3 separate regions of the Mus musculus genome follow, and all the other regions are linked to region 2. The links are chromatin loops, found by intact Hi-C in ENCODE. Cell type or tissue: heart. All regions are shown on one strand. Region 1 holds the start of Ccne1 (cyclin E1). Region 2 holds the start of Uri1 (URI1, prefoldin-like chaperone). Region 3 overlaps Gm30771 (a long non-coding RNA gene).

The links. Hi-C counts contacts between places; a loop is a spot of excess contacts. Peaks named below come from ENCODE experiments on the same cell type or tissue, not always from the same donor. Only the 100,000 strongest peaks of a DNase experiment are listed, where the experiment ranks them.
Region 1: it touches region 2 in a loop (4-fold over the local background); 2 of 42 quality-filtered maps call a loop at or near these places.
Region 3: it touches region 2 in a loop (3-fold over the local background); 9 of 42 quality-filtered maps call a loop at or near these places.

Annotation. Positions count from the first base shown.
Region 1 is chr7:38,103,476-38,111,475 of GRCm38, forward strand. It overlaps Ccne1 (cyclin E1), which reads right to left and starts at 4,015. Exons shown (of 12, transcript NM_007633.2): 1 at 3,847-4,015; 2 at 3,312-3,354; 3 at 3,121-3,208; 4 at 2,804-2,872. The coding sequence starts at 3,325. In heart, a CTCF peak has its summit at 3,989; DNase peaks (open chromatin) are centred at 3,346 and 4,166; H3K4me3 peaks cover 3,128 bases; H3K27ac peaks cover 2,766 bases.
Region 2 is chr7:38,015,042-38,023,041 of GRCm38, forward strand. It overlaps Uri1 (URI1, prefoldin-like chaperone), which reads right to left and starts at 4,511. Exons shown (of 11, transcript NM_011274.5): 1 at 4,069-4,511. The coding sequence starts at 4,179. In heart, CTCF peaks have their summits at 4,135 and 4,341; DNase peaks (open chromatin) are centred at 3,590, 4,000 and 4,530; H3K4me3 peaks cover 1,795 bases; H3K27ac peaks cover 1,370 bases.
Region 3 is chr7:38,081,195-38,089,194 of GRCm38, forward strand. The region is part of intron 3 of Gm30771 (a long non-coding RNA gene); the gene reads left to right. Among named protein-coding and RNA genes, the nearest start is that of Ccne1, 22 kb to the right of the region's middle. In heart, a CTCF peak has its summit at 4,955 (motif pointing left); DNase peaks (open chromatin) are centred at 3,877 and 4,817; H3K4me3 peaks cover 2,080 bases; H3K27ac peaks cover 2,471 bases.

The DNA of each region.
Region 1 (8,000 bases), 88 kb after region 2:
TCTAGAGGTCCTGAGTTCAATTCCCAGCAACCACATGGTGGTTCACAACCATCGGTAATAGGATCTGATGCCCTCTTCTGGTGTGTCTGAAGACAGCTACAGTGTACTCATGTAAATAAATACACCTTAAAAAAAAAAGTAACTTATATTACAAAAAAAGAGTAGTCATATAAATGGAACAGCTTCATTTGGTTTCCCCTAACTCAAAGCGAGACAAATTGCTACCTCATTAGCACTAAGTTGTGATCACAGATCAAACTAATGAGTCCAAAGAAGTGATTTCATATCCTATTCAATAGCCCACGTTACTCTAGTAGAAGTAATCAGAAGATTCAACACCCTCTCTAGCTTCTGCAAGCACCAGGTACAAACATGCGACAGACATACAGATTGGCAAAGCATTCATACTTAAAAATAAATTAGCTGGGTAGTGGTGGCACACAACTTTAATCTCACTCAGCACTTGGGAGGCAGAGGTAGGCGGATTTCTGAGTTCCAGTCTTGCTTATGCAGTTCAATGGTTTCTAACTCATGATCCTCCTGCCTCACCTCATAACTGTACCTAGCACCAACAGCTATCTTATTTTAAGCAGAGACCATTAAACAAAACGGATATGCCTGGGGATGTTTTCCTGAATTGAACCTGGGTGGCTTGCGGCACCCAGACCATTTTCACAGGAACCCCTGATTTCCAACCAGTGCTGCAGAAAGCTTCTCTCTGCTCAATGTAGAAAGAATTGAGCATGCAAATTACCCACAACAGCGCCTGCCAGCTGTGCGAGAAAGGCAGCTTCCTTTCAGCTCTGGCTTTGTATGTTTGGTATAGCATCACCGGCCCTGACTCAAAAGGTTCACAATTACCACCATACTTCAATCAAGACCAAGTTCTTTTGAAGGTACAAGCTAGGTGTCGCCCTCCACAGCCAGGTGGCTGGCACATCTGGGAGCAGGCCTTTAGAGATAAATTTAGTAGTTTCCAACCTGCAGTTCATAGACAAATTAAGTGTGCCTTCAACAGACAAAAGGGCTTCAAAGTTGGCTTTTTAAGAAGCCAGTGGATAAGGCAGAATAATTAAGTCTGGTTTTGAGTGTATATGAAGTTTTATACGGTGCCAGATCAGCCTGACTTTGAGATCAACTGCAACTGTGGCTTACCACCTTTTATCCTCATACCATAGTTCTTCCTTATGCAAAACAAGTAGAAAAATGGCTGACTAGCGTTCTGAAAAAAGTTATGTCTTGATGGATATGATGACTCCTGCATTTAATCTCAGCACTCAGAAGTGCTCAGGCAATCTTTTTGAGTTTGAGACCAGCCTGGTACATAGTGAGCTCCAGGTCACCCAAGGCTACTACAGTGGGAGCCATCTCAAAAACAAAAAACCAAATACAATAAAATGAAAAGGTTTGTGAAGAAGGCTAACAGGAGAATGGACATGCAGTCATTCAGAGCAACTGAAGTGGTGGTAGTGTGCGTGCTTCTAGCCCAGCACTCTGGAGGCTGGGGAAAGGGATCATTGAGTTCAAGGTCAGCCTGAGTTACATTTAGGGACCCTTTTTCAAAACCAAAAATAGTAGCTGAAGATAAGAATCAAAAATCTTTGTGGGCTTTCAGTATCATTGAATTTAATATGAGGACTCTCACTGGCTCAAAGTTGAGACACTGGGCTGAACTCAATTCAATAATGACAACTAAAACAACTTGCTGAAGAAAATGGGAGAAAAAAATATGGGATGCATTTTTCTTCTGTAGGGGCTACTTTTTTTTTTTTAAACAGGAAAAAAACTGACCCCCCCCTTTTTAAAAAAACAACAACAACAAAATGTCTACTGGGGTCCTGCCGAGAACTGCACATTGCTGCAGCCCTAGCTGGCAGAACATCATTGCTCAGAAGACATTCCTCACAACCATTTGTCTCTCCCTGCTCTACAGTCACCACTAGCCTTTGGGAGAAGAGAGATGAGGCCAACAGAATACTGGTCTTGCTCAGCTTTATCTTTGATGAAGGCCAAAGGTGTCACCAGCCACTTTGGAGATAGGCCGCTCCCCCACTGCAGCCATAACTATAGTCCCCAGCCATTGCTGGAGGCAAAGAGATAATAGAAGCTCTCTCTGCATGCAAGGATCTTCTCATATTATGATACCATGCTGCATTAGAAAGATCTGGCAAACACCACATTAGGAGGGACAGAAGAAATGGAGCAGCCAATGAAATACTGGTTGAGACACACGTCATTACAGATCCTTGCTGAGGCCACGTAAGGTCCAGACAGCAGTGATCAATGTAGTGAGCTGATGGTGGAACATTCTGGGTTGCATAGGAGAAAAGTTTAGTTTTTGCTACAGGGTCTCACTCTACGGTCTGGGCTGGCGTGGAACTCAGAGGGCCTGCCCTTGCTTCTCTACTGCTGGGATTAGGAAAAGTCACAAGAATGGACAAGGGAGAAAGAGTTGGGAGTCCTATCCCCCAACTAGCCTTCCGCAGTAAGACTGCAGGCCCAGCTCTGCTGGGTTTGCAAAGGACTCTGGGTTACCTTCTAATAAGACTCAGTTTCCCCCTGGGCTTAGAAAGGACCAAATTATACACTCACTCTGGTTCCTCCAGGTATCAGTACCTGTAACCTTAAAGGTGCCATTCAGGAAACACAAACCCCTCCCACAACCCCAGGCCCAACTGAGACCAGGCCACATTGACAAGCTTCAGAGGTTCAGCCATGTGGCCTGCAGCTCTGTTTTGGGAAAGTTGGAAGAAAGAAAACCTGGAACCCAGGAGGCAGAATACCCTGTAGGCAGCAGACCTACCTGACTGCTATCCTCGCTTTTCACAGTCTTGTCAATCTTGGCAATTTCTTCATCTGGGTCTTGCAAAAACTAAAAAAAAAAAAAAAAAAAAAAAAATCCCGGTCCACCATGGGTCCACATGGTGCGACCCAAAGACAAAAAACACAAGAGAAAAAGGGGGAAATGTTTGTTAGGTCATGAACGACATTCAACTAAAGGAAACCTCTCTCTCAACTAATTCTTTTCACTAGTAGGTAAGAAGAACCAAATTTGGTACCCAGGTAAGATGGAAGGGGGGGTGGGCTGTCCCCTTCCCAACCTGTATCCTTTGTACTCACCACGGCCACATTTGCCTTCCTTTTTCTGGAGCGGACTGAAAGGTCGGAGCCACCTTCTTCTTTCATGTTGCTGTGGTCCGTCGAGTCTCTGCAAGGGCATGGTGTCATGGGGTGCTGCTCCCCAAAAACTCAGGCCGCCCCTCCCCCACCGCTACTCACCCTTACCCTCCCGCAGCAGGGAGGCCACTCACCTCTCCCTTGGCATGGCTCAGGACTTGGGCTTGGAACTCAGACCTGGGAGGACAACAAGCAAGCATCGTGGTGAGCACGGCCCGCAGAGGGGACCTGAGTCTTCCAGTTCGTCCCGGGCACCCCTCCCCCCTCCCGCGCGGGCGGCGGCGGCGGGAGCCTCCTGGGCCCGGAGGCCGGCCGGGAAAATGGCCGATGGGCCCGGGTGGCTTGTCACCCGCAGGCGCCGCCAGCAGCCTGCGACCCTGGGTCCGAACCTGAGGTTGGGGATGGAGGCCCAGCCGCCCTTCAAGAGGACCCCCCGCTCCATCACCGTCCTCGGGGCCGGGGCTGCCTCAGTGTCCCTTTCTACACCTACCCCTGACCCGTCTCTCACAGCCACCCCGGCCGGGGCACCCCGAGCTGATACCTCAGGGGACCGGGTGACCCGGCCTCGCCCCACCCCCACCCGGGCCCGGTCCGGTCTGGTCGGACCCGGTCCGGACGCCTGGGAGTCGTGGGAGTCCCGGGAGTCCCGGGAGTCCAGGCAGCCCGTACCCGAAGCTGTGTCCGCCGCAGGCAGGCGCGCTCGAGCGGGCAGGAGGCCGACGGCGAGCGGGAAGCAGGAGGCGGGAGGCGGCGGCCGAGCGCGCGGCGCTGGCGGGATCCGCGCCTGCCCCCTACACCGCGCTGGCTGTCGAGCCGGCTGCTCCTGCGCCCGGCTTCGAGCGGGACATTTAAAAATCCCAGCGCGCGGCACCGGCCCCGTCCCGCCCTCGCGCCCCGCCCCGAGGGCTGCGAGCCCCTCAGCGGCCGCCGCAGGCCCGGGGCCCGCCCCGTCGCCGCGCGGACCAGCGAGGAGCTCTGGTGGGGGCGTGGCCTCCCGGGGGGCGTGTTCTTTTACGGGCGTGGCATGCACTAAAGGGGTGGGGCTAGATGTCAGGGCCTGCGCGCCGGGGGCGGGGTGCGGACGTGGTAGGCGGGGCCTGCGCGGGGCGGGACGCGGGAGAGTCGTCTGGCGCGCGCGGCTGCGGGGCGGGCTCGCTGACGCGGGAGAATCTTGGCGCGAGCGCCTGAAGGATTCTGAGCGTGCGGGGCCGGGAGGAGCGGCATGGGCCGCCCAAGTGGAATGTCAGCAGGGCAGATCGCAATGATCGGCGGCCGGGCTTGACTGGAGTGAGGCACGGGAGGGCCCGGAGTTAAGAACCCGTCATCCGCCGGTCTCCCGCGCGCGCGCACTGTCCCTCCTGACTCGTCCTCCCCGCCCCTGAGACGCAGAGTTCCGGGCCGAGTCCGGCGCGTGGGTGTCCCCAAGGTCACAACAGCTTGTGGCTCCTGGGACCGGAACCAGCATTCAGGCTGCTGCTGTTAGGTCTCCTGTGGACCAGCAGCAGGTCCTTTAACCTGTCAGTGTTTCTGGTCCATTCATCCACCCATTCATTCATTCATTAGGCTACCCAAGCACATTTCTGTGCCTCTAGCACACATGGGCCCAACCCGTTTGCAGAAAGCCTCTCTGACCCTTAGGTCCCCATGAGGTGAGGCAGTCTCCAGCCTATAATTTTACTCCAAGTGTTTTCATCAACCTCAGAGTATGCACATGCCTCACAAACGTGAAGTGACCCTCACCCACCCCAGACCTGACCTTCAGCCCTCCGCCCGAGCTGCTGGATCCAGCATCCGGTGCCCTTTCGCACCCCAGAGCCTCAGAGCTTGCTTTACTCTCTTCTGACCCATTCCAGCTGTTTGTGCTTCCGGAAAACTTGAAGGTCTTTGGTAACCACTTCCTCTCCGGCGTACCTTTCCCCAGGACGTCCCCTCCAGTGTTAAACTATGGCAAAGCACTTGTTTCTTCCAATCTCTTGTTCACTCTGTTTTCTTATCCCGTTGCCCCTTCTGTATCTTGGACCAAAAGGGTCACTTCCCTTATGTTAGTAAATGATATAGAAAGAAAGAAAGAAAGAAAGAAAGAAAGAAAGAAAGAAAGAAAGAAAGAAAGAAAGAAAGAAAGAAAGAAAGAAAGAAAGAGAGAAAAGAAACCCACACTGACCCAGGTCTGTGGAACATACAGGCTACTGAGACGAATGCCTTGAGCACATTGACTGCTAGCAAAGAAAGACCTGTACTCAAGTTGTAGAAGTGTGAAAGGCGGGGTCTAAATACCTCTGGGGACCTTCCTCGGGGTAAGCCTGTCTCTGCTCCCAGTGACTCTCTTCTGGAAGTCAAAGTGGAGTGTGCCCTTCCCATAGGTCCTGACTAGCATAATGGTGATGTCCCAGGCTGCTGAGATTTTGTTGAGGATGTCATAAGCAGACTGAGCCCCAGACCCCATATTCTCCAAACCCTGTTGGATTCAACAGCAGATGATAAACTTAAAGTGAAACTTTGGGTTAAGCCCTTTAAAGTTAAAGCCCAGCCCTAAGAATTTAACAATAAAGCTATCATGCTGGTTCCAGGGTGACCCTAGTTCGCAGACCACAGCTATCTACTGCCTACACTTGCTGTGAGAATTAAGGGAAACAGGTGGCTCAGTACCAGGCCTGGTACACAGTAAATGCTCAATAAATGAACTATTGCTGCAGTGATAGAGCTTTCCTTATGGACCCATCAGCAGCAGAGAATGAGAGTTTCAGGCATTGTATGTCCTAACAATAAAACAGATGAATTAAAGACTACACAACAAAAGTCACAAGTCACTTGCCTTTACAGCAGCATACAAGAATCCCACACTCAAGAATGCAAAACACAGGTTGGGTGTGGTAGCTAGCACCCACCCACCTTTAATCCCAACACTCCAACTCAGGAGGCAGAAGCAAGTGGGTCTCTGTGAGTTCAAGGCTAGTCTGGTCTACAGAGCAAATTCCAGGCCAGGTGTTGGTTGCACACGCCTTTAACAACAGAGCAAGTTCCAGGTCAGCTAAGGATACATAGAGAAACCCTGCCTTGAAAAGTAAATAATTTGAGCTTAGACCTACATGGTGGAGCACGACTTTAATCCCAGCACTGGGGCGACAGAGGCAGATAGATCTCTGGGAGTTTGAAGCCATCCTGATCTACATAGTGAGCCTATCCATATATATATATATTTTTTTTTCCTGGCTTAAAACAAACATTATACAGGAAAAAGAGTCAAGGAAAGATTGTGGTATAGGTCATGTGGTTATAGGCACAGGCCCTGGGCTCCATCCTTAGCGCCCCACAGAGGAGGAAAGCGTGAGTAATCATGGTTATGAGTAATCAAAGCAGGAGCTGCTTCTGCAGGGAAGAAGAAGAAGCAGCAGGAAGAGCCGAGGGAAAGTTCTGGCTTCTCCACATGCTTTACATCCTGACCTGAACAAACAAACAAAAAACCGAACTAAAACAAATTTGTTTTATCCCTGTAGCCCATCGCATTCTACAGATTGGACCATGCTGCCTTAGAGTGCTCTGGTCACTCAAATGAGCTCACAGTGGGACGCTGGCTGCTCTTATTTTATTTTTATTTATGTATGTGTGTGTACGCATAATTCTGTATATGTGAAGGTGTCCATGGAAACCAGAAGAAGGAGTCTGAGCCCCTTGAGCTTGAGTTACAGATGGTTGTTAGCTGCTCAACTTGGGTCTTAACCAAACCCTCTCTCTAGTCCCTGCAAGACCCGTTTGTTGAACAGCTCCTGTAGACTACCATACTGAATGGTGGGTATGTGTTTGCCTTGTGTAGTCAAGCAGTGAGTCCAACCATACAGGGAGCTGAGTCTGCCGCATCAGACTCAGTGGTACTCACAGACCATCCCTGAGTTTTTATATACAAATACAAGTACTGTGGGCCACTATGTGGCCACTGGGAATCAAACCAACAGCTAGTACTCTGAACCTCTGAGGCATCTCTCTAATCCCAGCAATCCTTTTTTTTAAAAGACCGAAACCAAGAAAAGTCAGATTTTAACTTTATCTCATTTAAGAAGAGAGGCAGTCAGCCATGTGGATTGACAGTTGTTGTTTAGAATAGTAAGGACTGAGCTGAGAAAATTCTGGGGGCCATGATTTCAAGAGGAGATGAATGCTGGGGGGCTTCGTGGAGGAAAAAACATTTAATGGTTGCCCAAGGCTAGGGAAAGTTCTGCAGTGCAGTTTGAAGCCTTTGAAACTCACTGGTGGTCCCTCGTCTGGAATAGTTGGCTTTGAGGTATACAAGTTCGTTTTTCTTTTGTCCCTACATGGGCTCCAGAGCACTTAAGAGCTAACACAGCCTTGGGGGAAGACTATAGAAAGAACCCTCACACATTGCCTTAGAGACACGATGCGGCTGCTGTGTAGCGTAGGTAGCACCTCTCTCCTGTCATTGGTCTTTTGGATCGTTGACAGCCTCCCTCTGCTCCGTGGCTATCTGCAAAATGGGTGTAATTCTAACTTTCCAGGCTCCTAGAGCTGCAGAGAACTCTTTTAATAGTGTTTGACACAGTAAGTGTGCCAGAGATATGCTCACTATTCATTCACAAGGCAAGTTGGAGGTCTTGGTTTAGTTTCATGTGTGACCCTGTCCTTGATTGTGGTGGAGAGGTAGATGCACGAGCCAGGATATAAGGTTTACAGAGAAGGAAGACCAGAAAAATACACTATTCGAACAGTGGGGGCCTTGGACAAGCTACCCCCACCGTGTGTGTGTGTGTGTGTGTGTGTGTGTGTGTGTGTGTTGGTGCTTGGGCTGGAACCCGGAGCCTCACATAATATGT
Region 2 (8,000 bases):
AAAAAATAAAAAGAAACTACCTGGGCAATGTTTTCGATAAATTTAATGAGCACTAGAGTAACTAAGAAATAAATCTAAGTAACTGGTATTCAAAACCTACCTAATAGTTAATTTTCTTGCTTAGAAACAGGTTAGCAAGTAAAGATATTATGACAAACTTGTTAGCACAAAAATTAAGTTTCAACACCTTTATTGAAAAACTGAAATTTTCTAATTTTATAAACTTTTAGGTAAAATACTACCATCATCCTTCTATGGTAGTTTTTTATATAAAGTAAGTATTTATATAAGTGCCTAAGCAAAACAGGACCCGCATCACACCCTACCTACTGTTCCACAGTTTGCATGCCTGTCTAAGTTACGCATGATTATTTAACCAACTCTCCAATGTAGGACGTTCAGGTTTTTCCCATTCTAACCAAACCACAGGAACTCTTCTTACATGTCTTGCCAGATCAAAAAAGGATGAAGGGGAAGGATAAATACACCATAATAAAATCCATCATGACTTTGAATGCCAACTTAACAGTTAAAGACTCCCTGGCTGCACATGCCCCTAGAGATGGAGACAGGGGGAGCAAAGCCGTCTCACTGACTCCGACAGGGAGGCTGGGGCAGCACAACCAGGAAGGAGCTCACACCATTCTAGGTCAAGGCCAGCATGGCTCGTGAGACATTGGTTTTTGAAAAAAAAAAAAGAAAGGAGGGAGGGAGGGAGGGACGGACAGATGGAGAGGAGGAAGGAAAAAAGAAAAAGAGGGAAAGAAATGGAAAAAGAAATGAACACAAAGCCAGGCAGTGGTGGCGCACGCCTTTAACCCCAGCACTTGAGAGGCAGAGACAGGCAGATGTCTGAGCCAGCCTGATCTACAAAGTGAGTTCCAGGACAGCCAGGGCTATACAGAGAAACCCTGTCTCAAAAAAGAAAAAAAAAGAAAGAAAGAAAGAAAAAAAAGAAAAGAAAAGAATAGAAAAAGAAAAAAGAAAAAAAGAAATAAACAAAAATTTTAACAAAAAAAAAGGGGGGGGGTAAGACTGTTTCACCACTGATTGTGTAGATGAAAATGAGAAAGTGCTAATGAACTTGACCCTGACCCTACCCATTCTCCTCAGATGCTGTCACTCACTGCGGATGGTATACATATTGTTTACCCTTTTCTTCAAGCTGCCATAATTTCCTTCTCAGAGTCAGTGTTCCAGTATCAAGCAGAACCAAATAAGGAGAGACCAGGATAAAACCTGGACCACTTAGTGGGAGTTCAAGGAAACAAGGGCAACAACAACTAAGCATTATCTACAGTCCTTCTCAAGCCAGGTTCTAAGCCTCTATGTGAGGAACTCAGGTCCCTTTCTGCAGCTAAAGCCAGCAAAGTAGGTACCGCCATCAAACCAAAAAGTCATTCTGTTGACAGTTTAATTCCCTCTCATGAACAGGGAAAGGCTATGGCTGACAAAGGGTAGTAAGTATCCACTCACACAAAGCTACTATGACACTTTTAATGCTTCTACTTTCATACCACAGACTGCAGGACTGTTAAAATGAGTGGGCTTTAAAACCTAAGTAAAGTCCCTCACAAAATTACTAACTCACTATTTACAAAGCAAAGCTCTCCTGTGCAAAACTCTAAATAAAGCACAGGCATCTAACCAGGGTGTCTTGTTAAGCCCTTGTGACTCTCCTGTCTACCAATGCAGATTTTTCTATTATGTAAATAGTCTGTTAAGTAAATACTGAAGGGCTTTCTTATAAACTGGGAGGCATTTTACCTAACCCAAACAGAAATGCACATTTAATTTGTATGCCAACTTAACATTAACACAAGATGTGACTGACAAAGGTATTGAAGTCCACATCCACTGAAAACACTCAGTCTCCTATTGAGTTTAGCACCCAAGACAGGTACTCGCTCAAATATAATACTAACCACAATAAGCTGTTCAGAACACCCCAAAGTACCCTTCGTATTTCATTCACCCTAACATCAGAATAAAACCCAGGCTCTCCCTTTTAAAAATGACACAGGGAAGCAAAGATGCTGATCAGCATTACTCACAAGCAAAAGTGTTTTCCATATGGGCTAGAGGCAGTGGTACCAGCTACCCTGGGACACTTCACAATTTGGTCAAAATTAACAAGGAGGCAATATGTAGGGCTTTGTTTTGGTTTGTCTTTCTTTCTTTCTTTCTTTCTTTCTTTCTTTCTTTCTTTCTTTCTTTCTTTCTTATTTTCCTCTATTTTCCTTTTTAAAAATCTGTTTCTCCTTTTAAAAAAAAATTAAGATGAAGTCAAGTCTGATGCCACAGGTAATCCCACCTACTTAGAAGGCTGAGTTTAGAGGCTTACAGCTTTAAGTCCAGGCTGGGCTACAATGGGAGTTCAAGGCCAGCTTGGGCAACTTAAAAAGAACATGTTTCAAAAATTAAAAAGTTGACTGATAATATAGCTCTCCTAGAACCATAATAAATAAAAATATAAATCAATAAAAGCAAATACGTCTTGTGATTTAAATTAAACTAGGTTAACTTTTAAACTCTCATCTTTAAGAACAAGTTTAAAATCCAACAGTTGTATTATGTATTAGGGAAAAACGGGGAAAAATATATATATATATAAAGCAGCAGCAGCAGGAGCTAACCAAAGTATGAAAGACTCCTACAATCTGTTAACAGGTGGTTTCTAAGCCAAAAGGGATTTCTTGGGACCTAGGAAAAACTTTCATATAGTTAACCTCAGCAATTTTTCTAACCACATTTCATGAAAAGTTTTACATAGGTATATGAATAAAAAGGAGTTTGGGTTTCATAGCAAAAATTCAAGCTTACATGAAATAGGAGCTCCCAAGATCCACCCTTAACTGAGGAGCTACTGGAAGTTGACAACAGCTAAGGGACAAAGACTGACACATGGGATTTGTGGTGCCCGTGCTCCTTGGATGGTTCTATCTAACACATATGGGCAAGCACTAGCTGGACTGAGATATTTAAAAAAAAAAAAAAAAAAAAAAAGGACATGAAGTTGGAAGGGGGATGTGTGGGAGGGAAAGGGAGTTAAGTTGAAGGGACGAAATAGATTTAACTGACTGCATGTACAATTCTCCAGGAGTAAATTCCAAATAAATAACATAAAGTTTACACGCAAAAATATTTAAATATAGAAAAATAGAGCTTCTCAAATGTTTATGCAACTTCCTAAACCTTTATTAATACCTCACTCTGGCAACAGGACATGTGACGTTTAAGCAAATTAAATGTCGCTTTTCAAAGAATTTCAAGGCACGTCAGGAGAATCAACTTGAAAACCTACAGAATCCACAGGACAATTTCACATTTAACAATCGAGCTGTAGTTCTTAACTACATAACATTTCCTTATAAAAAAAAATATATAATAATTCCCATTCGGAGATTCTAAGCATTCTCCTCTCCTCTGGTAGATCAAAAAAAAAAAAAAAAAGTGGGGAAAGCCTTGTTTAATAAAGGCTTGAAGTTAAAATTTAACAAAGGCCTTCTCTCTTGTCGACTACTAAACCTAAGAGCTGGATTGCACAGGAAGTGCATCATCACCAACGTAGTCAAACTTGGACGCTCAATCAAATAAGGATATCTCGTGTGTGTGTGTGTGTGTGTGTGTGTGTGTGTGTGTGTGTGTGTGCGCACGCGCGCATTGTACCAACGTTTAGATAATAAATAGCTAAGGGGTAAAAAGAGTGACCACTTCTGTTCACAGTGTAATCCCCGAACCAAAAAGGAAAAAAAAAAAAACACGTATTTTTATTTAGTCCCAACAATTGCTCTCTCAGTTCAGGGTCAACCGATTATCCTATCCCCTGCATCCTCTGTATTCCCCACATCCCCGCATCCCTTCCGGGGAAGGTCAAAGGGCCACCGACAAAAGACAACAAATGCACGTGACAAAAGTTTCTCCCGTGGTCCCCGCGGCCCGAGGCTGCGCAGCTCGCGCGTGGGGATCTCGGTTTCACGCAGAGGGCTGGCCGCATTAGAGGTTGCTCAGAGTGTCGCGGCCACATGCGGAAGCCGGCCAGGGCCGGAACCAAGCGCGGCCTGTTACCTTTTCCTGCTCCTCGCGAAGCCGCGCCACCTCTGGTGCGCGCAGCGGAGCGGCGGCTGAGGCCTCTGCAAGGGGCTGGGGCTCGGGCTCGGGTTCGGACGGGGGCTCCATGCCCGGCGCCGCAGCCTCAGCGAGGCGAACAAGTCCTAAACAAGTGTTTATGGAGACGGCGTGGCCGGCGGATGCCCAGCGCCCGCGCGCTCGCCCTCATGCACTGCACGCCTCTCTCTGAAGAGGCCGCGCTCACTTTCGCCGCTGCCCCGGGGGCCGCCGCTCGCGTCCGGGCTACCCGCGGCCGCATCTCACACGCGCATACCGCCGCCGCCGCCGCCGCCGCCGCCTCGGAGCAGCAGGCCCTACACCAGGCGCGCCACGCTCTTCTCCCGCAACCGGGCCCAGCTTAGCGTCCCGCGACTGCCGCGCCTCCGCGCACGCCCCGCCCCTCGCCCCGCCCGCGCAGCACGCCGGGAAGCTCTCAAGCTCCGCCCTAGGGGGCGGGGCTATGGCGGGGACAGGGCCTCCGGGTGGGGTGGAGGCTGAGCCGCTCAGGACCCCTGCACAGGATGAGAGGCGGCGGGATAGTGGGTCCCAATTCGCTTGGCGCTGCCTGTGGTGGTAGGAACTTAATATGAGCACTGAGACTGTTTCATAAGCTCATTTAATTTTATCAAATTCAGCTGTTTCCCATGCCTTTTAATGAACTAATGTGGTTTAATGAGCTAAAATGCACAATATACAACTATATTTTTGCGTATGTATTAATTACTGTACACATTACAATTTTCCTTACATATATTAAGCTGCAGTATTAATATTACTATGTTACTACGTATGCACTGTGTAGCACATTTTTCAACAACAGCTGCTGCCCTATCCCATGTATTTTATAATTCTGGTGTTTTGTTTAACAGTGGGGACCAAATGCATGGCTTTGGACTTGCTAGACAAGCACTCTACCAACTGAGCTAAATCCCCATCCCTGTTCCACTCAGTATTTTAAAAATTGGAAGCTGGAGCAGGGAGCACACCTTTAATCCCCAACAGTTTGAAGGCAGAGGCAGGAGGGTATCTGTGAGTTTGAAGCCAGCCTGGTCCACATAGCAAGTTCCAGGCCAGCCTGAGCTGAATAAATCTCTTGGACTCACTTCCTCCCCCTAGCCCTTTGTGCAGCCTCTGTTTGTGGCAGTCCTCTAGTCTACCTTGTGGCCTTGTCCTAACTCTATCCCAAGCCCGGACAATAGGCATAGATCCTATTACCTCAGTATTGTGTGTATAGGAACAGGCTGGCAGGCACCTGCAGAATTCTGGCCCTCTGTGGGTCTGTTTGCCCCTATCTTCCACTTCTGTTCCAGCTCCCAAGTCCACATCCATCCTTTGATCACTTGCATCAAGAAAGAAAAAGCAGGGACGATTGGGGAAGATGGTAAATATGAATTTCTCTCCCTGCAGATGCAGCAACCTCTGAAACACAGTCAAACTCTGAGCACTCATCTTGCCTCCCGCCAATAGCAGCATCCCTGACTCCTAGGGCACCGCAGAAGCTACTTCTCTAGTGCTGGGCTTTGAATATGAACTGACCCCATGTGTTTCAATACTTGGTCCCTAACAGGTAGTACTAATTTGGAAGGATACTTAAAAATTAGGATGTACCAGGCAGTGGTGGCTCACACCTTTAATCCCAGAATCTGGAAGGCAGAGGCAGGCAGATCTCTGAGTTTGAGGCCAGCCTGGTCTACAGAGTGAGTTCCAGGACATCCAAGGCTACACAAAAAAACCCTGTCTTGAAAAGTGAGGGGGTGGGGAATTTAGTATGTCGTTTAGAATGTAGAACCTAAGTGGAGGAAGTCGGTCAGTGGGGTAAGTCTTTGGTATAGCATCCCTGGATACTACCTGTCACTCTCTGCCTCTTGTTCAGCTGTGAAGTAAACTGAGGCAGGCCATGCCTCCCTGCCATAATACACTGAATCCTCTGGAATGGCATTCCCTACAGAAAGTGATCTAGGATAGATTTGTTTATGTTTGAGTGCATTTTTAGACATGTATCAAGCAAAAGCAAAAGAACATGTAGCAAGAAGCAGATAGAGAACAAAATAAATCAGGCCCTTACGACGTCTAGCAGAACTATCTAGGGTAACCAGAGCGGGAAAGCAAGCAAGAATAAAATCAGCAGCAAACAGCAGACAGATAACATCAACTTGAGCACTTACAACATGCCCCAGAAAGACTGGGCTGAGTCTGTCCAAAAGGCTGGAGCTCTGTTTGGGATGTTTCCAGCTAGAGCAGAGAGTTCACCCCACCAATGAGCTTCCTATTTCTCCTCCCCACCTCGGGCAGTCACAGGATAGACGATAGTAACTTCCATTAGAAACGGTTCGCCTTCTATCTGTCCTCAAGGGTGCTATTATAGCTGTTTGTTCTTTCTCCCTGTCACAGAAGCACAGAGGCCAGCCTGCCCCAAGAAAGTGTCTCCAAGGACATGAGTGATAAACTTGGGTGAATCTGAGGTAGGGAGAGTCTGTCCTGCTCTCAGCAAGCAGCACATGCAGTTTACCAACAGCACTTACAGGACAAATGGTGAGCCAACTACAGGACAATGGTAACGTCTCCTCCCTTACATTGTTTCTGTCAGTCACAGCAACCCAAAAGTAAAATATATATCTGGTGTGGCTTGCCACTCCACCCCTGAAATGTCCAAGGACAGCTCCTTACCCTCCACTCCTCTTTGATGGGATTAGCCCCAGATCACCACAGACCCTGTGCTACAGAAGGCTGGCCCCCAATCCCAGCTCCAGTCTACGGATATGAATTTGTATCTAAAGTGGTTGCTATAAAGAGGGCACATCACGCTATACAAATACAGGCTTTTGGAGGCTTCAAAGAAAGTTCTCCTTCGTTCTATCAATACCTCCTTAAAGAATCCAACCCTTGAGAGAGCAAGTAGGCATGTATGTTTTAGGCAGCTCTTCTTGTCAGGGGAAGGCATGACAGAGTTCATGGCAGCAGAAGCATGGGATAGGATCTTCACATCTCTACAGATCAAGAAGCAGAGAAACGGATGCTACCTTCCAGCTGGCTTCTGACTTTCTCCCTTTTCATCCAGTCTAGAACCCCAATCCATAGGACTCTTAGTACAGATCTCTCAGTTAAACCTCTCTGGAAACTTTCTCAAACATTCACTCAAAATTGAGAGTCCCTTGAGGCTAAAAGAGATGTTGCCAAAGCTAAGAGCACTTGCTGTTCTTTCAGGTGACGATTTTGGATCCTCCAGCTCTAGTGACTCAACACCGTCTTCACATGCGCAAAACCCCCACCCAGAATACACATAATTAAAAAAGAAAAGCAGGGCTGGAGAGATGATTCAGTGGTTAAGAGTGAGCCATGATCTTTCAGGGGGCCCAAATTCAGTTCCCAGCACCCCCAGACGTCATAAAAAAGAAAATGAGGATTCCAAGTGTAGTCGAGTTGACACAGCCCATTGATCTCCATTCCTAGGTGGTTGAAGGACCAGTTTACTCTCCCTTCTTAAGCCTAGGCATCTCATTCTCTTGCCCTTGGACACTGGAGATCCTGATTCACACTGAAATAGGCCACTGGCTGGCCATCCTGGTTCTCAGGCCTAAGGTAGCCCATCTTAAGACTTTTCAGCTGCAGGGCGGTGGTGGCACACACCTTTAATCCCAGCACTTGGGAGTCAGAGGCAGGCAGATTTCTGAGTTCGAGGTCAGCCTGGTCTACAAAGTGAGTTCCAGGACAGCCAGGGTTATACAGAGAAAATCCCATCTCAGAAAAAAACAAAACAAAACAAAAGACTTTTCAGCCTTCCTAAGTTTATAAGTTACTTTGCAGTTTTAGAAAGAAAGGGTTGGTCTGGGCTCCTGGTTGCAGGGGTTTCTCAGTCCATCATGAATACACAGAGACAGCTCATGCTGATA
Region 3 (8,000 bases), 66 kb after region 2:
GCCTTGATGATAATTGATTGAACCTCTGACCCTGTAAGCCAGCCCCACTTAGATGTTGTTCTTATAAGAGTTGCCTTGATCATGGTGTCTGTTCATAGGACTAAAACCCTAAGTAAGACAGCATCCCTGGGCTGGAGGTCCTGGGTTTGACAAGAAAGCATGCTGATGCTGCATACACCAGGCCTCTGCATCCTCTCCTGGCTCCAGGTTCCTGCCTTGCTTGAGTTTCTGTCCTGACTTTCTTTGATAATGTACAGCAATGTGCAAGTATAAACTGAATAAACCCTTTCCTCCGCCACTTGCGTTTTGGTCCTGGTATTTTGTCACAGCAATAGAAACCCTAACTAAGGTACCCATACTTGTAATCTCAGCATTGGGAGTCCAAGGAAGGCAGATCAAAAGTTAAAGGCCAACATGGGTTACAAATGACTTCAAGACCCTCCCCCCCACACACACACACACTCAAAAAAATTTCAAGAGAGCAAATCTTGAATCCCCACCCCCTGCCCAGTGAATGATACAGAATCCTAAGCAGGGGAGATGATCGAAATACTGATGACCACATTCAGTCATTTCATAATGTTTACACATAGCAAACATCACATTATAAATGTATACAATTTATTTGCCAGTTGCCCCCCCCCAAAAAAAAACCAATCAGAGGAGGGAGTCAGATACTCTCCACACTCTCCAGAATGTCCAACATCTTATCACAACATGGGGAAAAAATTTAAACTGCCTGACCTAGGGAAACATAGCAACTCTAGAGAAAAGAAATCAATCCAAATACGATTTAACCTTAGATGATGAACTTAGCCAGTTTTAAAAAAGATTTGTTTTTATTTTGTGTGTATTGAATATTTTGCCTGCATGCCAGGCCAGAAGAGGGTATTAGATACCCTGGAACTTGAGTTAAGGACACTTGTGACCAGGCATAGTGATGCACATCTTTAACCCCAGCACGGCAGAGGCAGGTGGATCTCTGTGAGCTGGAGGTGCTTGTTCTCCGTAGTGAGTTCCAGGACAGTCAGACCTACATAGTGAGACCTTGTCTCGGGGGTGGGAGTGGGGTGGGGTGGGGAAGAATAGAATAGAAAGAGAAACAAAAAAACAAACAAAAAAAGGATGGTTGTGAGCTGCAGGAGATTGAACCCAGGACCTTTGCAAGAGCAGCCAGTGATCTTCACTACTGAGCCATTTCTCCAGACCCTATTGCTATTTTAAAAACATCATGTGGGGCTAGAGAGATGGCTCATCGGTTAACAGCATTGGCTGATCTTCCTGAGGCCCTGAGTTCAATTCCCAACAACCACATAGTAGCTCACAACCATTTATACTGAGATTTGATGCCCTCTTCTGGCATGCAGGTGTACATGTAGATAGAGCATTCATATACATAAAATAAATCTTTTTTAAAATTATGTGTGTTGGGGGGGGGTTGCTAGAGGAGTCCAGAAGAGGTCCAGATCTCCTGGAACTGAAGTTACAGACTATTGTGAGCACCATGTACACCAACCTCCAGCCCTCAAGAGCAAGTGGTGATAACCACTGAGCTCTGTCTTCAGAGCCAGTCATCAAGATTTAAAAGCAATTACAATAGGATGAATATTCCTTATCTGAAATGCTTCGGGCCAGAAATGTTTCTGATTTTTTTTTAATGTGGACCTGTGCTGGGTGGAGATTAGCCAGCTACTAATTTGATGTAGCAACCTTTGATTCTATGAGAGAATTGAGTGCATGATAGATAGATAGATAGATAGATAGATAGATAGATAGATAGATAGATAGATAGATGAGTCTGTCAGTTCATCAGTAAAGGGCTTGCCTTGCAAGAGTGAAGACCTAAGTTTGCACTTCAGAACCCACATTTTAAAATAAATAAGTAAGCAGTAGCCAGACACAGGGGTCCAAGTTTGCACACACTGTTTCAGAGCTGAGATAGGATTTCTAGAGCTTGCTGGCAGCCACACTAGCCTACTTGGCAACTTCTAGGCAAGTGAGTCACTCTGTCCTGAGGAACACCACAGGAAATAGTCCTCTGAAACACACACACACACACACACACACACACACACACACACCTGCACACAAAAGTGAACAAACACACCTCCATCTGCATATTCAGTTGCATATAAACACATCTACATCTGCACAGGAGCATACACACAAACCAGTACTTGCATACACAGCTACATAAACACACACACACACACCTGCATGGGAACACGCAGGTGTATACATACCATACACACCATCCCATAGAAAATTTCCATAGAAAATTCCAAATTATGTTTTTCCCTAGACAATAGAGCATAATATATAATATATATTATGGCATTAAGTATGATACTCTAGAGACACAGAGCGCTATATACAGGTTATAAGCAGATACTACATTATCCTCTGTAAAGGTTTAGTATCCTCAGTTTTGATAATTTTGGTGGTCTTGGAACCAAGAGGGAGAGCCAAAGACACCTTTGTCTTTTTTCCTGTCTTTCTTTTAATGAAGAGGTTTGGATTTCTCCCTACAGATAATTAATGCAATCATTTAGAAATGTTAGCTAGACTTGAGGAAAGACAAACAGGATGGCAGATCTTCTAAAAATCCAAACAGATACAGTGTGAGGCTCTTTTGGAGTCACAGACATGAGTGTAGCAGACAATGAAGGGAGGGGAGATCCTTTCTTTTCCCCCTCAAGACAAGAATTCTCAGTGTAGCCCTGGATGTCCTGGAACAAGCTCTGTAGACCAGGCTGGCCTTGAATTTAGAGATCTGGCCACCTCTGTTTCCCGAATGCTCCCTGGTTAGGAAGGGAGATTACAAGGCATTTAAATTTCAGTCATCAAGACTAATTGTCTTTGTCTGAGGCCTAACCTCCTGAGAAGGTGGATTGCAGTGCTAAGCACTGCAGAAATGGGGTGTGACACAAAGTTCAGAGAAAAAAGGGGCTCACTCCATATATGTTGGCTTAAAAGGGTTTGTGATACATCTAGGAGGAAGTCTGCTAGTGGTGAGGGATAAAGCACGATCTCGGAGTCTGCTTAGGGTTTACGGAAGCTGGGTTTGACTGTAAATATCAGCTATTTGGGACGCTGAGGCAGAAGGATCACAAATTCTAGGCCAGCCTGGGCCTAACAGAGGTACTTCAGGGCTAGCCTGGGTCTACGAAGAGACTTCAAGGCAGGCCTGGGCAAACTTGGTTTCTAAAAAGAAAAAGTAAAAATGGCAGCAGGCAGGCAGGCACGGTACTGAAGCAATTTTCCACTTGTGTCATCATGTAGGTGCTGAAATTCTTTGGACCCAGTGGGGTGGCGGTACGGTACAAGGACAGTTCGCTTCAGGGCTAGGTTCAATCCCTAGTATGAGAGAGAAAGAAGAGGGTGGGAAGTAACGGAGGAGAGAGATGGAAGAGAGGGAGAGAGGAAAAAGAGAAGGTGTAATGAGCTTCAATGGTATGACTGGTAAGGTATCAAAGACAAACAGGATGCCACAACAGGCCTGCACCGAACCAATCCAGAAGAAAGGGAGAAATAGCAGGAGGGCAAGGGAAGAGAATCCTGGAGAGCCCGTCTTTGCCCAAAACGCAGTGAAATGTGGGCGTCAATGTGTCCTTCTTAGTTCTACCTGGTTCAGCCTACACAGGGGCAGGACTAGGAACGTGGCGAAAGCAGGTCTGAAAGCTGTACAGCTTGGTGTGCCTGCGCATGCGCCGGACCCCAGCGCCACCGCCCAGCTCTCTTCAGCCCCGCCCACGCGACGCCCTGCCTAGAGCCTGCGCTCACACTTGGCCCCGCCCGTGACCGTCCAGTCCCGCCCCCCTCGCGGTGCGCGAGGAAGCCACGAGGAGGCCCAAAGTCCCGCCTACCCAGAGATCCACCTACGCTTTGGCTCTGTTACAGAGGCGCTTTGCGTTAGCTCGACGCCGCGCAGCCGCAGAGGACATGGGGCGGGGACAGGGGCGGGGTCGGATCGGAGGCGGAGGCTGGGTGGGCGGGCCCTGGAGTCACGTGTGTAAACACGCCGCACGTGGAGCTCAGCCTGAGCCAGAAGGGCGGGGCTGCGGGTTCCGAAGGAGGAGGCGGGTAAGGTGCGCGCGCGCGCGCGCATGGAGGTCTTGGGCGGCGCGGGACTGGGGCGGCCTGGTTCTGTCCCCAACTTCAGTTTCTTTATCCCGCTGCATTGGTGAGAGCTGTGACCAAGGCAGGCCCAGCCCTAGGGGACGAAACCCCCCTACATAATAACCCCACTACGTGCGCGCTCTCCCATTTCACAGATGAAGTAAAGAAACTTGCTCCAAGCCACGTGGCTGGAAAGTGGCGCCACCAAGATCTGCCCTGGACAGCAGGGCTCCTGGGCCTTGCTTTGTGGCTTGCGTGGCAAGAGGTTCTGGGCTCCGACTCCTACGTTCTGCCCTTGCCCTAAGGGCTACATTTGGTCTGGCTAACATGGCGAGGCCTATTGCTCCGTGCACAATGAGGTGACAGGGGTGCCTGCTCCCCCAGCTAGCAGTCTAGAGACGGGCGCAGGCCAAACCGTCGACCATGGTTTCCGTCTGGGTGTGGCTGGAACACTGCGGTGGGGTCCGGACACCTGAGCCTGCATCACTGCTCCTTACACAGCTCCTCCTCCATTTCTTTGCCCCTTTCTTCTCCCCGAGCCGCACAGAGCCCCTTTCAGAGGCGACGCCCAGTGCAGCGGGTTCCTACCCTTCTGCCCCAAAGGGCCTCCTTTCCTCTCCTCCTCGTCCTCCTCCTCTCCCATCTGTGCCGCGTGACCGGGGGGAGGCGCCGTACCGGGCGCAGTCCAGGCGTGGGGCCCAGCCAAGCTGTCATCCCGGACTGGCGGGCCCGAGGAGGCCTAAAAGGGGGGACCCGAGTGCTTGGGACTGGTAGGAAGCGTGCTCCAGGCAGAAAGGCTGAGCTGCCAGCAGTCCCGGAGAGGAATGCGCGCCCTCTTCAGGCTTAAGCGGCTAGGTCCTGCGGCCCTGAAAACCCATACCTGGGCCCCTCCCAATTTTGGGTTTGAGGGTTCAGGAGCTTGTTAATGGGACATTCCATTAATCTAAGGCTAAGGCTCCGAGGCAGCTCAATGTAGCTGTAGGCCCTGAAGCCAGGCTCAGTGTCTGACCTTGGGCAAATTGCTGAGCCTCCGTTTTGTTCAGTTTCTCCAGATTCATTTACCAACATTCCAGCCTCAATATGTCCCTCTGAGATGATGCTTTTGTTTTTAATCTCCCCATGCCCTCTAACTAGTGCCCTTGCACATTCAACCACGTGTGTTGTGCCCGTGCTTCCCAGAACAGCCATGGGGTTTTGGGCTCACTCCGTGTGGTTTGCTCCGTGGTGCACAAAGGCTTTCTGTAGAGAATTTGGAGTTTTGGCTAGGGAAGACCCTCCTTCGGACTGCCTCTTTACTCTGAGTGAAGTTGAGGAAAAGGTATATGGAAGCCAAAACACTGGGAGCCCTAGGACACAGCGGAAAGGAAGAATTAACAGAACCCTGCTGAGTTGTGCCCAACCCCGAGGCTATGGGGGTAGGCCTGCTTCTCCAAGCCAGTCACTGAAACTGCGTAATGGAGCTAGCAACTTCTGGGGAGTGGGTGACCATGGCTTCCCAGTTACAGCTAGAGTCCTGCTGTGAAATGCAGGATGCCGCTGTTCAGCAGCTCACCTCTGTTGTTGTTCAGGCCTTAACCAGGTTCTGTGCTATTTCTGTATCTGCTGCTTTTGCCAGACCACTGACAGCCGCCCCCTCCCTCCCTTCAACCCCCACCCCCCACCTCAACCCCCACCCCCACCCCCACCCCCTGCTTCTGTGGTGTCAGGTAGTTCCGATGATGAGTTCTGCCCCAGGGACTGATTCATGCCACATGCCTGTCCTGCCCTAGCTCCACATTCCTTGACCACTGTGATTAAGGACCATTCATTCAGCTTGATACTCTGAGAGGGAAGTTCTGGCCGGCAGGAATGTCAGCCTAAAAGATACTGGAAAATAGCAAGTGGAGAATGAAGTCAGCACAGAACCAAGCCAAGCTGGGCAAGATGGACGCCTCTGAACACCCAGATGGAGCCCTTCCTGAAACTAGATAGCATTGTGGCTTGGCTATGTCTCTGGATTCATAAACTTCTTACTTCTTCTGACCGTTGTTACTCTAATTTAATCTCCTCTGACTTTTTAGGGGACCCAAAACCTTAGCTACCACTTCTGAATGAAATGTGGGGCTTCAGGTCACGTGGCCCACCAGACTTGAGTCTCCCATGGTGTGTAGGGCTTTTGCCTGCTCTGACTTTTGGCCATCTCTTGACCCATGGTGACCTTGAGAGATGCTCTCTGGGCTTTTCTCCAGCTCTTAACTATAACCCTAGGGCTTAGAATCTCTGTCCTCAGCTAAGGAAAAGTGAACGATCCACTGGTCTCCCAAGGCTAGCTGGGACTTGGTGTTAGCCTCCTGCTCTTGTGCACTAGTGCACATGGCCCTTCCTTCTCCACTTCTGTTGGTCTCCTGACCCACTTACCCATTCTGCTCTCCCTTGAGCCCTCTCATAGATACCATGACCAACCTTGGGTAGTAGAGAACAGATGAGGTGTTTTCAACTCTTAACTTTCCCCCTCTAGATCCCAATTTCCACACAAAGGCTCAGACACTCTAGGCACTTGTACAAGCCCATCCAAAGGGCTACCCACAGCTGCTACCCACCAGCAAGCCAGAGGGTGGGAAGTGTGAACACACAGGAGGGGAGAGGATGCAGCGTGGGGATACAGACGGTGCGCCTCCCAAAATGTGCTGCTGCACATCTGCCCAGAGAAAAAGGGAGGCTCGGAATCGCCAGCTTTTTGTTATTTTTACTTTTTGGTGCGAGGGGCCATCTGTGCAGGTTTGAGTTTGTCTGGAGGCAACAGGGTTGCAGATGAAATTCAAATACAAGCTTACTTCGCAGGCTGTCATGCAGAGACTTTCTCCAGGAGCTGGGATGGCAGTGCTGGTATTTTGTTTTTAATAGCATCAGCACATGCCAGGGTCCAGCAGCTGTGCACGTGGGACCTTCCACCAGCCCAGCCTACCGCAGCCACAGTCCTTTCAGCAAAGGCTCAGAAGGCTGGGATCACCAGTCCAGTGGAGGGAACAGGGTGGCAATAGCAGAGATGGAGTGGGAACAATTCTGAAGCCCACAATAGCATCATGATCCTTCCCAACTATGCCCATGAATTTGCTGCTGAGGACTTGGACTCATCGGACCCCTATGGGTCTTGCTTCCCCCCTTCTTCTGTCCCTCTCTCCCATTGTGTGTGTGTGTGTGTGTGTGTGTGTGTGTGTGTGTGTGTGTGTGTGTGTATGTGTTACAAGGAATTGAACCAAGGACCTCCTACATACTAGGCAAGTGCAGTCTACGAGTTAGAATCACCTCCCTCTTTTCACTTTCTATTTTGAGACTCAAGCTACCGGGGCTGTCCCTGAACTTTGAATCTTCCTGCCATAGCCTCCTGAGGACCTGGGACTACAAGCTATGTCATCAGACTCAGCAGGGCCCTAATTTGATGGCTGCCTACTGCCTGGCACTTGTACCCCAACCCCATCCCCACCCTATGCTGATGAAGTTTATATTCACTTAAGAACAGTCACTTGTTACTAGACACTGGATAGATGCTTCCTTGAGGCCTCTCCCCTGCCCTGGATGGCCAGCCACATCCTCCTGGGGCTCCGCTCAGCAGGAAAAGAGAGAATCACAGGCAAGTTTAGAAAGTCTTCCATGAGCCTGGGGTGAGAGGGCAATGATAGGTAGCCAACTAAATTCAGTATAATAACAGCAAGGACCAAGGCGTGGTCTCTTTCCTCCTTCCCCCCTCCCACTCTCCTTCCTTTTGACTCCCCCCACCCCCGTTACCTCCCATCACTATCCTCTTCTGTCCCCCTTGTCCTCCCCTCCCTCTTGCTTACCTTTCCCTCTTCTTTAATAAGGAGCCCTTGCTGAGTGTGGTGATCCATGCCTTTAATTCTAGC